2 separate regions of the Mus musculus genome follow, and region 2 is linked to region 1. A link is a contact called in ENCODE Hi-C or POLR2A ChIA-PET data. All regions are on one chromosome and are shown on one strand. The core of a region is the stretch at or near the end of the contact, and the rest is flanking DNA. Distances in the headings are between cores, read along the strand shown. Region 1 holds the start of 3830408C21Rik (RIKEN cDNA 3830408C21 gene). Region 2 overlaps Gm31452 (a long non-coding RNA gene).

Evidence for each region. A loop is a pair of places that touch in the nucleus more often than their neighbours do. ChIA-PET counts read pairs that join two places held with the same protein, here RNA polymerase II (POLR2A).
Region 2: a loop to region 1 is called in a map of left cerebral cortex, with 2.7 times the contacts of the local background. The contact joins the enhancer-like site here to the promoter of 3830408C21Rik in region 1. A Hi-C loop is called at or near these places in 1 of 37 maps with a recorded cell type or tissue (left cerebral cortex). POLR2A ChIA-PET finds 5 or more read pairs at or near these places in 1 of 5 experiments (embryonic stem cell).

Annotation. Positions count from the first base shown.
Region 1 is chr13:107,019,036-107,025,754 of GRCm38, reverse strand. It overlaps 3830408C21Rik (RIKEN cDNA 3830408C21 gene), which reads right to left and starts at 3,185. Exons shown (of 4, transcript NR_015471.1): 1 at 1,773-3,185. It overlaps Kif2a (kinesin family member 2A), which reads left to right and starts at 3,400. Exons shown (of 21, transcript NM_001374727.1): 1 at 3,400-3,743. The coding sequence starts at 3,680.
Region 2 is chr13:107,069,984-107,076,702 of GRCm38, reverse strand. All of the region lies in intron 1 of Gm31452 (a long non-coding RNA gene), which reads right to left. Among named protein-coding and RNA genes, the nearest start is that of Gm31452, 9.7 kb to the right of the region's middle. Within about 2 kb of position 3,065, at least 3 of the 3 ENCODE cell types and tissues checked have a DNase peak (open chromatin) inside an H3K27ac peak, as active enhancers do; they include left cerebral cortex, where a contact is called at or near this core.

The sequences.
Region 1 (6,719 bases), core at 1,936-4,435:
CAGGAACACAGTAGTTTGTGGAGAACAAGACAGAATTGAGAGGGAGAACAGAGCAGCACAAAAAGAGAATTGGAAAGAAGAGGGCAGTTTTCCTAGGACAGTTTTACAGAGACAGGTTGAAGAGAGAACAAGCTAGACACAGGTGAAGATAGAATGAGCCAGAGAATGAGAAGGAGCCAGAAGATTGCCAAAGATAGTTCAAGACCAAGCAGAGCAAAAAGCCAGACATGCAGAGAAGCCAGATTGAATCAGTGAGCTTGAGAGGAGTTTGAGACAAAACAGCCGGCCAGAGATCAGAAAGAAAAAGGAAGGGTGAGCTTAGTCGCTTAGTCGGCACAAAGTCTCAGGGGCTGAAAACACGCTAGGTCTAGATTAGATTGTAAGGAGGCTAGAAGCTCCTGGGACAAGGCACAGGTTAGCAGTCGGAAGCAGTAAGCCTCCGAGATGACAATTATTACAAGAGAGTAAAAGTTACTTTTATATTACTTTATGCGACCTATGTTCCATTGGCATTTCAGAACTTTAAACATGGAGGACAAATGACCATAATGCTATGGTTTGAATATGACACAGGCCCCATGGGGCTTTGGCACACACGGTCTTCATCCAGCTGGATGGTACTGTTTCGGTAGACTATGGAAACCTTTGGAACATGGGGCTTAGCTGGTAGATATTGACCAATGGACAAAACTTGAGGCTATATCTCAGCCCAGGGACCAGTCCCATTCTCTGCTCCCTGATCTTCCAACAGGTGAGGTACCTCTGTCACACACTCCCACTGACATGTCTTCCGCACCACAATGGACTGTATCCTTTGAATTCTGGGCAAAACTAAACTTCTCTCCCCTTAAGTTGGTTCTGTCCAGGATTATTCCATGCAATAAGAATTTGTGTGTGTGTGTGTGTGTGTGAGAGAGAGAGAGAGAGAAAGAGAGAGAGAGACAGACAGACAGACAGAGAAAGAGACAGAGACAGAGACAGAGACAGAGAGAGGAGGAGGTGATGAGGAAGGGTTGGAGAGAGGCCCAGTTGTGGGAAGCCACATGTGCCGTTGCAGAGTGGCACTGACTACTGCTGGCCACCACGCATAAGTTTGGACAAACAACCAATGTGTACATATGCAGTAAAGTTTTTTGCAAAGACACTGCCTGGCCCGGGCATGATAATGAGGTTCTGTAAGGTACTGAGAGTATAACCAATCAGATGTGAGACATGCAAATGAGGTATGATAATGAGGTTCTGTAAGGTACTGAGAGAGTAACCAATCAGATGTGAGACATGCAAATGAGGTATGATAATGAGGCTCTGTGAGGTACAGAGAGAGAGAGTAGCCAATCAGATAAGGAACATGCAAATGAGGCGTAGTGCATAACCAATCCGGGTGTGAGACACGCCTCTCCTAGGCCTATAAAAGCAGCACCAGTTCTGGGCTCGGGGTCTCTTCGCCTCTACAATCAAGCTCTCCCAATAAACTTGTGCAGAAGGATCCTGTTGCAGCGTCGTTCTTCCTGGCCAGTCGAGCGCGCGCAAGACCCAGCGATTAAGAGCATTAATCACTGGCTGCTCTTCTAGAGGTCCTGAGTTCAATTCCAGCAACCATGTGGTGACTCACAATCTCCTATAATGGGATCTACTATCCTCTTCTAGTGTGTCTGAAGACAGCTACAGTGTACTCATATAAATATTAACAAATAAATCTTTGAAAAAAAAGAAAAGTTCCTATGTATACATAGTTATAGATCAAACATGTCTATTTACAAAGTGATACTTACCACTTTGCAAGAATCCCTAGGCAGAAGAGTCATCTAGGCTGGAGTGGGTGGAGCAGGTTTTACAAAGACAGTAGGCTTTCAGGGCTAGCAGTTTAGCTCACTTGGTAGAACACTTGCTTGTTGGTGTTGTAGTTGCCTCTCTTTCTGGGATAAAGCACCATGACCAAGACAACCGACAAAACAAAAGTGTTTCACTGTGCTTATGGTTTCCTAGGTTTGAAGTCCATGATGGTGGAACAAAGGCATGCTGGCCTCAACACCTGAGCGCTCACCTCTTGATGCACAAGTAAGAGGTCTAGAAAGCTAACTCTAAATGGTGTCTTTTGAAACCTCAGCGCCTGATCCTAGTGAAACCCTTTCTCTAATAAGGGCACATTTCCTAATCCTTCCCAAACAGTTCCAACAATGGGGACAAAGTATTCAAGCACATGAACCATTCTCATCCACAATGCTCTCATCACGTACAAAGTCCTGGATTCTATCCCCAGTACCACATAAACTAGAAGTGATGGCTCACACCAGTAAGGCATTCAAGATTATCCTCACTACATAGCATGGTTAAGGCCAGCTTAGGTCAAATGACACCCTATCTAAAAAAAAAAAAAAAAAAAAGTAAATAACAAGTGAAAAATGTAGGGAGGTGAGAGGAAGATTTAAATAATCAGGGGGAAGGAGAAGAGATCATATTATCCTAGATCATGGGGGAAGATGAAGAAACCAAGATGCAGGAATGGGCAGGCAGGGAGTAACTGAGGAGAGTAGTAAGTCATTCTACAAAGAATTTACGACAAAGCTGGTGGAGGTTACACTTCAGTTTACACGCTTGTCTACCTGGCCCCCTCTGCTTGGCACTCTCCATGTTGCTGTAGTCAGCTCAGCCACATGACTGCAGAAGAGGCTCATTATTCAACGTTCTTCAAGTCTCTGCTCTGATTTTGAGTCATAGCTGCTGGAGTTAGAGACTAGGGCAAGTAAGCCTTGAGCTCTACTGAAGCAATAGGATAGCAGGACAGGCCCGCTGGTAGCCCAGGAGGGCTTCGCTTTGAATTGCAATGAGCTGGGAAGTAAAGGGCAAGGGGAGGTCTTCGTTCCTACTCAGGGTGGACGACACCCTTTCGACCCTCCATAATTGATGGGAAGCCTGAACCAGGCATGCCCCGGCCTTAATAAGGTTCCTCAAGGACCGGCTGCCCCGGAGTGGCATGCGATCTGACAGCCACAGAAATGCACTGAGCCAGTTCTTTAATCGGTCAGTGCCCCTCAGTCCCGCGCCCCGAAAGCCTCGATCCCACTCGGCCCTCAACCCGTTCCTGCGGCAGCGTGCACGCGGAGCGGGAGCTCTGGAAGGACGTCGCGAGTCGTTTCCCGCGCCTCGTAGGCCGCCGCGTGCGGAATCAAACCCGGCGCGGGTTCGTACCCGGCCGGGCCGCGCGCGCTCCCGTTCCCGTTCCCGTTCCCGCGGACGGCTCAGCCCCGCCCGCCGCCAGGCCGCAGCCGAGCTGGGCGGGGCCGCCTGCAGCCCGAGCGCGCGGGCGCACGGCAGGAAGCCGCGGGCCGCCGGGTGTGCGCAGGCGCGCGGCGCCCCGCCTCTCCAGCGTCCGTAGGGGCGGGCGGCGCGAGCCCTCCCACTCTTCCCCCGCGCCGCCTCACGGCTGCGGCCCTCGCTTCACCCGGACGCCCGGCGTGCGCGCCCGCCCGCCCGCCCGCCCGTCCGCCCGCCCGTCCGCCCGTCCGCCCGCAGGCCCGGGGCTTCAGCCCGCTCGTCCGCCGCCGCTCTCGCCGCGGCCCCGCTCGCGTCCACGCTGCCTCCCGGACCGGCGCGGACGCGGGCCACCGCTGCCCCTCCCGCCGCCACCCCGCCCCCTCCCCGCCTGTTTCGCCCGCCTGCCGCCGCTCCGGATGAGGTGATGGCAACGGCCAACTTCGGCAAGATCCAGATCGGGATTTACGTGGAGATCAAGCGCAGCGATGGTGAGCCGCGCCTCTGGCCGCGTCGGGCCGGCTGCCCCTTTGATTGCTCTACGGGTTGTGGGGGCGGGAAGGCGGCGGCCCGGCGCTTTTGTGTGCGGCGTTGTGCGGGTGAGGCGGGCGTGGGGTCCGCCCGGGCGCCGCTGCAGTGCGGGGCCCCGGCCGCAGGGCGGGAGCCGCTCCCGGGTTCGCGGTCCTCTCCCCCCAGGGGACTCCGTTAGGGTTGCCCGTGCCTCGCGCTGCCTCTACTCTGCCTTTTACCGGTCTCTGCCTCGGTGGCGTGGAAAGGGTGGTAGCGTGAAGATCGGGGATGTCGGCACCGAGAGACCCGACTGGCAGCCAGAGGCCATTGGGGAGCCATCCGGTTGTTGTTAAGTGCTATCCGGTTGTCAGGCCTCTTTGCCTGTTCTCCCCCAAGCATGCTGCTTTCTTCTGCTGATCCAAGTGCAGAGAAGGCTGCACTCGGCCATGAAAAGGGGTGGGGGAGTAACGGGAAAGAAATACTCGGTACGCTTCACCAAGGTGATGCTACTGAAAGGGAAGGAGAGGATGGAGAGAGGATGGACGCAGTCCACGGGAGACACTCCTGAGAGGGTGGGCGACCGGATGTTGATATTTTCACACCCTGGGGAGGTAACTGAGAGAAGTGTAAGGCGAGGGGAAGAGACATGTTTAATTCATTTAAAAAAAAAGACCCATAGGCTGCTTATGGATGTTGCTGTAGGTTCCTCGTAGGGGGGAAATATTTTTATCACTTCTAAGTGTAAAGTGAAAATCATCCATATTGTAAATGAAATAACTGAGTAGAAGGGGATGAATGAAATGCTAGTGTTAGGAATTGATTCTTGACTGCATCTCACTTGTACCCAATTCCTTTTACTTAATTGTGGCCTATTCACCATCCTTTACCGCAATTAATAAGGGCATGGCCAAAACACCCATTTCTTGGTTTCTACCAAATTTGATCAAGTCACATCAGTATACATGAGTAGATTGGTTTTCCTGTTATTTATGATGTGTTGGAAGTGGTTAGTGATTTTTTTTTTCTCTCCCTCTTTGCAGCTGAAGTAATTTGGTAACTGGAAGGATTATTTTGTGTATTATATATTTTTGAGAAAATACATTATAACTTGTAGAGCTTTAGAAGTTACCAAACGGAAAAGGGATACTTTCTTTACTTGGATTGGAGTTTGCTTTATCAATTCTCTGAAGATGACTTTCTTGCAATCATTATGCTGTCTAATGCCATTTTATTTTTTGGTGAATGTAGGTTGGCAGTATGTTAACAAATATAGGACTTACATGTTAATTCAAAACTTGAAGTATAATAAACTGTATATTCTTTACAGTCTTAAAGATCTTAACTAAAATCATTACAAAATAGCTCTATAGTCAAGTGATTTTATCTGAGATGCCATTTTTTTAATTATGCATTGAAGTAATTTTGGTTCTTTGGTGATTCTAGGATATAGGTTTATAATATTCTTTCAGTCTTTAATTTCAGCCTATAGCAGAAATTGTGATACACAAAAGCTTTGTATTTTCAAAAGTATTTTCCTCAGGAAGTAAGTGTGTACATTGTGTATTGTCCTAACTGATAGTGTAAATGCTTATACATCATGTAAATACTTACATAATGCCAGGGAGCCAAAGTAGGTAACTTTGTAAAAACAACATTTAGAATTTCTTAGTTTGGGAGACCTTATGATCTCGGGCTGGCCTTGAACTTGCTTTATAGCTGAGGACCCTGAACAGCTCCTGCTTCCTGCCAATTTGTGAGGTTTCCAGGATCAAGCATTCACTGATTGAACTACATCCTCAGCCCTGAAAATCGGGTGACTTTCAAAGGAAATCACTGGGATTAAAAGTGTTCAGTTCCGTCTCCATGAGACTCTTCCACGTGCTCCTTCTTTTCACTTTCAAGAGGCTGCTTTTGTTTTCCTTCCTTCTATAACAGATCTGTGATAGAGAAAATACTAGTGGTTATTGTAAAAAGTAAAATTAAATAAATAAACCTAGTTGTTGAATAAACACTGATATCCTGAAAACTCAGATCATAGGAGTAAATAAAGAAGGGCCACTTCAGCCTGCTGCTAACCAGGTAATAGATACTGCGCTGCATGTATGATCTTTGTCCCTGATTTCTCTATCAGTGACAGCCATATATTAAGAGATTCCAAAGGCCAAATCATGAACCAAAATGGGCCTATTTGTATCTTTGAGGATCTTCAAAAAATTCTAACCCCAGTAAGTCCTCACTGATGATTAAAAGCAGCTTACCAGTGGGTTTCTGCATTCCTAAGTCCTGCTGTCTCATCCATGAGACAGCATATTTCCTTAAGCATTGATACTCAGAACTGGACTGCTTTATGTTTTCAAACGATATGACTAAAGTAGACATTCACTGGAGAGCAGTGGTCCTCAGCCTGTGGGGGTTACAGATCAGATATTTACATTGTGACTCATAACAGTAGCAAGATTACAGTTACGAAGGAGCAATGAAGTAATTTTATGGTTGGGGGGGGCACCACACCATGAAGACATATACTAAAGGGTTGCAGCCTTAGGAAGGTTGAGAACCACTGGGATAGAGAGGGCAGTGGAGGCATGTGAAGATATCCACTCTCACTCCAACCACAGCCAGGATGTTACAGGATTACGATGCTTAATGGCGTTAGGAATTGCTTCAATACATCTGCATAACCCCCCACACACATGTGGGTGACAGGTGAGTTCATTGCTCATTATTGGATGTTTTGTTTTCAAACTTTGTTTAGGGCTGGTGAAAAGACTCAGCCTGATGATCTGAGTTCAGTCTCCAGGACATTGATGGTGGCAACAGAGGAGCAACCCAACCCCTTCCAATTGTTCTTTGATCTCCACATGTGCCCATGGCATGTGGATGTACACATGCACACACACACTCACAGAGGGCAGGGGTGGGGTGAGTTTGTGTGTGTGCATAAATGTAACTTAACA
Region 2 (6,719 bases), core at 1,816-4,315, 51 kb before region 1:
AAGGAAAAGGAGGAGAAGGAGGAGAAGGAGGAGGAGAAGGAGAAGAAGAAGAAGAAGAAGAAGAAGAAGAAGAAGGAGGAGGAGGAGGAGGAGGAGGAGGAGGAGGAGGAGGAAGAAGAAGAAGAAGAGGAAGAAGAAGAAGAAGAAGAAGAAGAAGAAGAAGAAGAAGAAGAAGAAGAAGAAGAAGAAGAAGAAGGAGGAGGAGGAGGAGGAGGAGAAGGAGAAGAAGGAGAAGAAGAAGAAGAAGAAGAAGAAGAAGAAGAAGAAGAAGAAGAAGAAGAAGAAGAAGAAGAAGAAGAAGAAGGAGAAGAAGGAGAAGAAGGAGAAGAAGGAGAAGAAGGAGAAGAAGGAGAAGAAGGAGAAGAAGGAGAAGGAGAAGAAGGAGAAGAAGGAGAAGAAGGAGAAGAAGGAGAAGAAGGAGAAGAAGGAGAAGAAGGAGAAGAAGAAGGAGAAGAAGAAGGAGAAGAAGAAGGAGAAGAAGGAGAAGAAGGAGAAGAAGCCAGGAGGCACAAGGATGTTTCAGACTGGCACCTGTATTCTTGTTCATGCTCTTTCCCAAAAGAACCCAGCCTCTCCCATACTCAGAGAAGTTGCACAAAGTTCAATCCTATTCTATACTTTCCCCCTTCTATAATCCTTCAAACTGTCCCAGCCAATAGCAACCTGTTTACTTCCAAATTCACTTAGCACCTTGACTCTGTACCACCACTGCATACGACCCGGCACCTCTCTCATATGCGTGCTCAGCTGTTTCGCAGCCTTAGGTTAGGGGTTTACTTTCTTATGGATAATGAATGTAATCCCTAAGTTGCATCCAAGTCTGGCTTTATTCCTATCCAATGGTGATTTGCATGTATATCATATAGCCCACACGCCTGGGTACCTCAGCCTATTCGGAAAGCTTTTCTGAGCTTCCCCTCCAGATCGCGATGATTTTTTGGCCAGGATTCTTTTGCCGCCATATTTGAATTTTGGTTCAGCCAACAGTAAACAAACAGGAGGTAAGTAGGTAGGGAGACAGCGGTTGGGAGCATGACCAGTTCTGCAGTGATCAAGACCTTCTGAGACCGTGGCATCTCCAGTGCGTCCCGTTCTAGGGCTTTATCTCTCTACTGGGCTCCACTAATGTTATTACTTCTTTTCCCTTTTCAGGCTTTGTATCCCAACATCCTTTCTGATGCCCTTGTCTGAACCCACACATCTGTAAAATGTCCCTTCCTTAGAGTCTCCTCAGAATCCCTTAGAGACACCTCAGAATCCCAGTAGACTGAGGCCTCTCTTGTTGTCATCCTGATAGACATGGGTGTTTTCAGTTTCATTGGAATAAGACTAGAGCAACCCTGTCAACTAAAATTATTCAAACTAAGACATTTCTGAGAGTAAAAAAGTGACCGATGCCTGGTTAAACCATCACAGCAGGCATTAAAAAACAAGAACTGTCCTGGGTGATCTAGAAGGAGTGGATATCCAAGCTAAGCGAGACACATAAGAAGTTAATTGTTATAATGAAGAGACAAAAAAAAAAAATGTCTCAAAGAGATAATATTACAAGACAGGTCTAGATAAGAGCCAAAGGGTGGAGTCAGCTTTCAGGGCCTCGCCATTCCAAGAAAAGAGCTCATTTCTCTGGGGAGAAGACATCTGAGATCACTGAGCTGCTCAAAACTTCTTTTCCAGCTTAGATGAAGTCACGCTGCCCTCCTGCCCTTGGCCTATTTTGTGCATTTTCTATCATTCCTGGTCCAACCTTCTCCTCCACTCCTCACATCTGAGCATGAACTTTTTACCCTGTCTTCCTATCACCTAACTCTAGCTTCTACAGAAAAATCAAATTAAGCTAAATCTCAATCAATCAACTACCCTTTCCAAAGATATCTAGCACACTCTTGTTGGGGTTAGCTTGGGTGCTGCTACATATTCAAATGCTAAATTCTGTACCCCCAAGATCTGCTTGCCCCAAGACTACTCCCAGTACACCAGGTTTTGTTGTGTAAACCTTGCCCCCTAATTTAAAACTATTGGTTAAATAAAGATGACTATAGTCAGTGACTGGAGGGAAGAGAGGTAGGTGGGTTTTCAGTTACCGGGCTGGGGTCACAGGTAGGGACAACTAAGAGGAGGAGAAAGGAAAAAGAGGAGAGTGAATGAGGGGAAAGATGTAGAGAATACGAAGTCTCCATTAGACGTGGGGGACCAGCAGCACAGGACATAGTGAAATGACCCCCCCCCCCCGCCCTCCAGCCCCGGACAGACTGCTCGAACAGAAATAACTTGGAAGATTCAAACAGCAAGTTCTTGGGGAGCATGGCTGGGAAAGTAGACAATCTAGCAAATAGGAAATTAGACTAGGAGTATTTATTTAGCTTTTGCACAATTTCCTCAGTAATTGTGCAAAAGCTAAATAAATAAATCATAGCCTGGTTGCATAAACTTGGAAGCAAGGTGGGGACAGGTATAATTCATTTAATTTACACACTCCTAATTTATCATTATGGCTATCATTATAGATATCTGGCCTCCTTCCCTGACTTTTTTTTTTTTTTTTCCCTAACAAGACAATTCCTTGCTATGTGGTCTGAGGCTGGCCTTGAACTCACTATGTAACTCAACATGGCCTCAGACTCTCAGCAGTCACCCTGCCTTGTTTTCTCATGTTCTGGGATTACAGACCTGAGCCACCACCCCTAGCTCTCTGTCTGATTCTTTGTACCTTGTTTTAGCTTTGTTTTACAAAGTTCTCTAGGAGGTGATTTTTAAGTTTTACTTGCAAACTCAGACATCAGCATTACCAATAACATAAAGACTAACAAGGAATCTAGAAACCAATGTTTGCTTTGCCTCTTAAAGGGGTGGACAATACCACAGTACTCTAAAGCAGGCGTGTCCGACCTTTTGACACTGAAACATGACATTACCTCCTACAAGGCTCATACTCGTGTACAAGAACAAATGCCAAAAAATACCTCTCGCGTTTAAAGGACATTTATGACTTTGTGTCAGGCTTCACGTACGGTTCTCCTTGGTGACATGTGCCCCGCGGGGGACACATTCTTTAGGGCAGTAAGCCTACCATTCCCAGCAAAGTGAACCCAGACTCATTGCTCTCATTTCCACCTGACTCAAAGCTACTTAGTGGGGGACTGTTTCTAATCCTCCCGTTGCTACTAGGAGCAGGTTGCTATGAGCTCAGTGTGTGATTCCAGGCCTGCTAAATCACCGCTTTGTTCAGGCATTTCATACTCATGGGAATAGTTCACGGAAAAACAAAAAAACGCCCACACCCCAACCCAGGAGCAGACAGCGCTGTACACAGGGGCGGTCAGAGCTGCTGCTCCCTCCTTCTCAAGCCAGGATTAGATCAACAGAGTTTGGGGCTGAAAGGTTCCCTGTTACGAAAGTCAAAAGGAACCCTGCAAGGACAGCCGATTAGGAGAGGGAGGCAGGGACAAGATAAAAAAGCAGGGCAGACAGACAAATCGGACGCAGGAAAATGGTTCAAATTGAAGCAGGCAGGTGGGAGCAAACAGGGAAGGACTGTAAGTGATGCCGGTCACGTGGGCAGCCTCTTCTGCCACGCTGGCAAGCCATTAAAATCTGCAAGGAGCAATGCATCCAGGACGATTTTAGCAGGGTGCCTGTCATAGGCACAAGAAAGGGAAAGCTGCACAGCGGCTTAGAGACCAGAAAAATGAGAAAATGACCTAAGAGGTTTTACAAATCTATTCACATTCTTAAAAGGTACTTTCGGGCTACTGCCTACCTATCACCGGGGAGTATCTCCAGCTGCAGCCCTGATGGATGGGGGAAGCTGTCTCTCTAGTACTAGGAACGTCCAGAGTTCTGTAGGAGGGAAGGGAGTCCTGGAAACTCCCCGATGAGAATAATCTGGATCCATATGGGGTGTAACATTCTATCAGCTTGTGAATTTTAAAAACTATCCTAAGGCCCAAAACTAATCCTTCCATTATGGGCCGCTGCCTGCTGTGCTTCGCATGCATTATGTGAAATGGATTATAGCTAGTTTTTCAAAGTCAGCAGATTGTTATTCACCCATATGTTGACAATCAGTTTGCTGGGCTCTCTTTGGCTTTCCTAACAGGGACCCTTCAACCCCCAACTCTGCTTCCTAATCCTGGCTTGAGAAGGAGGAGAGCCCTGGCCGCCCCTGTGTACAGCGCTGTCTGCTCCTGGGTTGGGGTGTGGGCGTTTTGTTTTCGTGAACTATTCTTATGAGTATGAAATGCCTGTGGCTATTCTGTCAGGGCCTCCATGGAGAGCAAACATTCTCCTCACTCAAAAGTCCCCACCAGCAACACCATTACCTTTTCCATTTACAAACTGCATCAGATACTTTTTATTACAAATAAAATGTTATAGTATCTATAATTTAAATATCATTACTTTTATAGGATCTATAATTTATCTAGCTATAGAAACTTATATCTAAAATGATAGATTATGTGAAGTATATTACAGATTTCCAATTGTGTAATTTACATAAATTATGTGTTACATATAACAAATACTATATATCATAAAATCATAAGAAACTAATTTTATAATATATATAATCTTCATATAATTTATGATACATATAACTTTTAAAAATTAAATAGCCTCTGAACTTTTGACAGGTTTTACTCTTAGCTTTTTAACTATTCTTTATTTTGTTGGGAGAGTTTGAGCACACTACAGTACAAGTGGGAGAGTCCAGTCTCTCTTTCCATCATGCGGGTTCCAGATACTGAACTCAGGTTGCTAATCTTAATGGCAAGAACCTTTGCCCACGGAGCCATCTCACCACACCATATATAATTTTTAAAGTAAAAGCCAAGAGATATTAATATATCTGTATGTAACTAGTACTATTGATTTTTTTTTATCTAAAAGGTTCTTACATAGCATTTATATGGAAAGATGTACATGCACATTTTAGAAACCTATTGAAATAGTTCACTAAAAAGTAATGGCACAGGGCTGGAGAGATGGATCAGCGATTAAGACTGACTGCTCTTCTGGAGTTCAAATTCCAGTACCCACATGGTGGCTCACAACCATCTGTAATGGGATCTGATGCCCTCTTCTGGTATGTCTGAAGACAGTGACAGTGTACTCATATAAATACAATAAACAAATCTTTAAAACAAACAAACAAACAAAAAAAGTTAAAAAAAAAAAAGTACTGGCACTCTGACCAAAGAAACAGGTAGGCTAACTGCAGAACTTCCCCTATCCCCACCCCTCTCCCAGTCCTTCCCTACCTCAGCAGCAGACCACCTGCCAAAGCCTCATTTCCTCACCCTCACACCATCTCCAGAAGATTACAAAGATCTTCCCCTCCTAACCTCCCTCACCCACAACTCCAGCAGGTTCTTCCTGGGAACCACAGGTCATTCCTGCCTGGGAAGCAGGTAGGCCACCTACGGATCTTTGCCTCACCCTCTGTTTCCCCAAGTCCAACCTTCTAGTCCCATCCCCAACTCTGTAGCAGCCTTCTGCTGTAGCCTCCCTTCCTCTCTGCCACCTCTAATGGATCCCACAGAGCTATGCTTCCTAACCTCCTTCCACCAATTACTTTACCCCAGCCCCAAAATCCAGCAGGCACCCCCTTGGAACCCATAGGACACTCTGACGAGGAAAGCAAGCAGGCTAACTGCAGCCCTTCGTCTTTCCCTCAACCTCTCATTCTCATTCCTAGCTCGGTTGCAGACTGCTATGGCCTCTCCTCACTCTCTGCTTTGGATCCCAAGGCACTACACAGATCCTCGTGGAACATCCTGCTTTCCTCACCCATGTGAACCCCACCACCACCACCACCACACTCACACACCACAGCCCATGCCCATACCTAAATGTCACCTCCCAATACCCAGAAATGCATTTTACCTAGAACCACAAGGGATCACACCCATTAGGACCCAAGAACAATTTCCTACCAGGCAACACGCAGCCACCACAGTCTCCTAAAAATACAAGGAAACAAAAACCAAGGAACACAATACCCACATACCAAACAAGGAAAAGATAAGACATAAGAACCTACAATCACAGGGGCTGGAGAGATGGCTCAGCAGTTAAGAGCACTGACTGCTCTTCCTAAGGTCCTGAGTTCAAATCCCAGCAACCACATGGTGGCTCACAACCATCCATAATGATATCTGATGCCCTCTGCTGGTGTATCTGAAGACAACTACAGTGTACTTACATATAATAAATAAATAAATAAATAAATAAATAAATAAATAAATAAATAAATAAAAAGCACTGACTGCTCTTCTGAAGGTCCCGAGTTCAATTCCCAGGAACCACATGGTGACTCACTTCTGATTCCCTCTTCTGGAGTGTCAGAAGACAGCTACAGTGTACTTACATATAATAAACAAATTTAAAAAAAAAGAACCTACAATCACAATCTTCCCAATGCTAGATGTCTAGATACCAGCATAAAAACACAGTAAGAGCCAGGACAATATGTCTCCATATAGGCCCAATAACCCTGCCATAGCAGGCCCTGAGTATTCCAACATAGCTGAAGCCCAAGAAAAAGCCCTTAAAACTACCTTTATGAATATGACAGAGGTCCTTAAAGCAAAAATGAATGAACCCATTAAAGAAATCTATGGAGACACAAAAAGTGGAAAGAAATAGACATAACAGTTTAAGACATAAAGGGGGAAATGGAAACAATAAAGAAAACCCAAAGTGAGGGAACTCTGGAA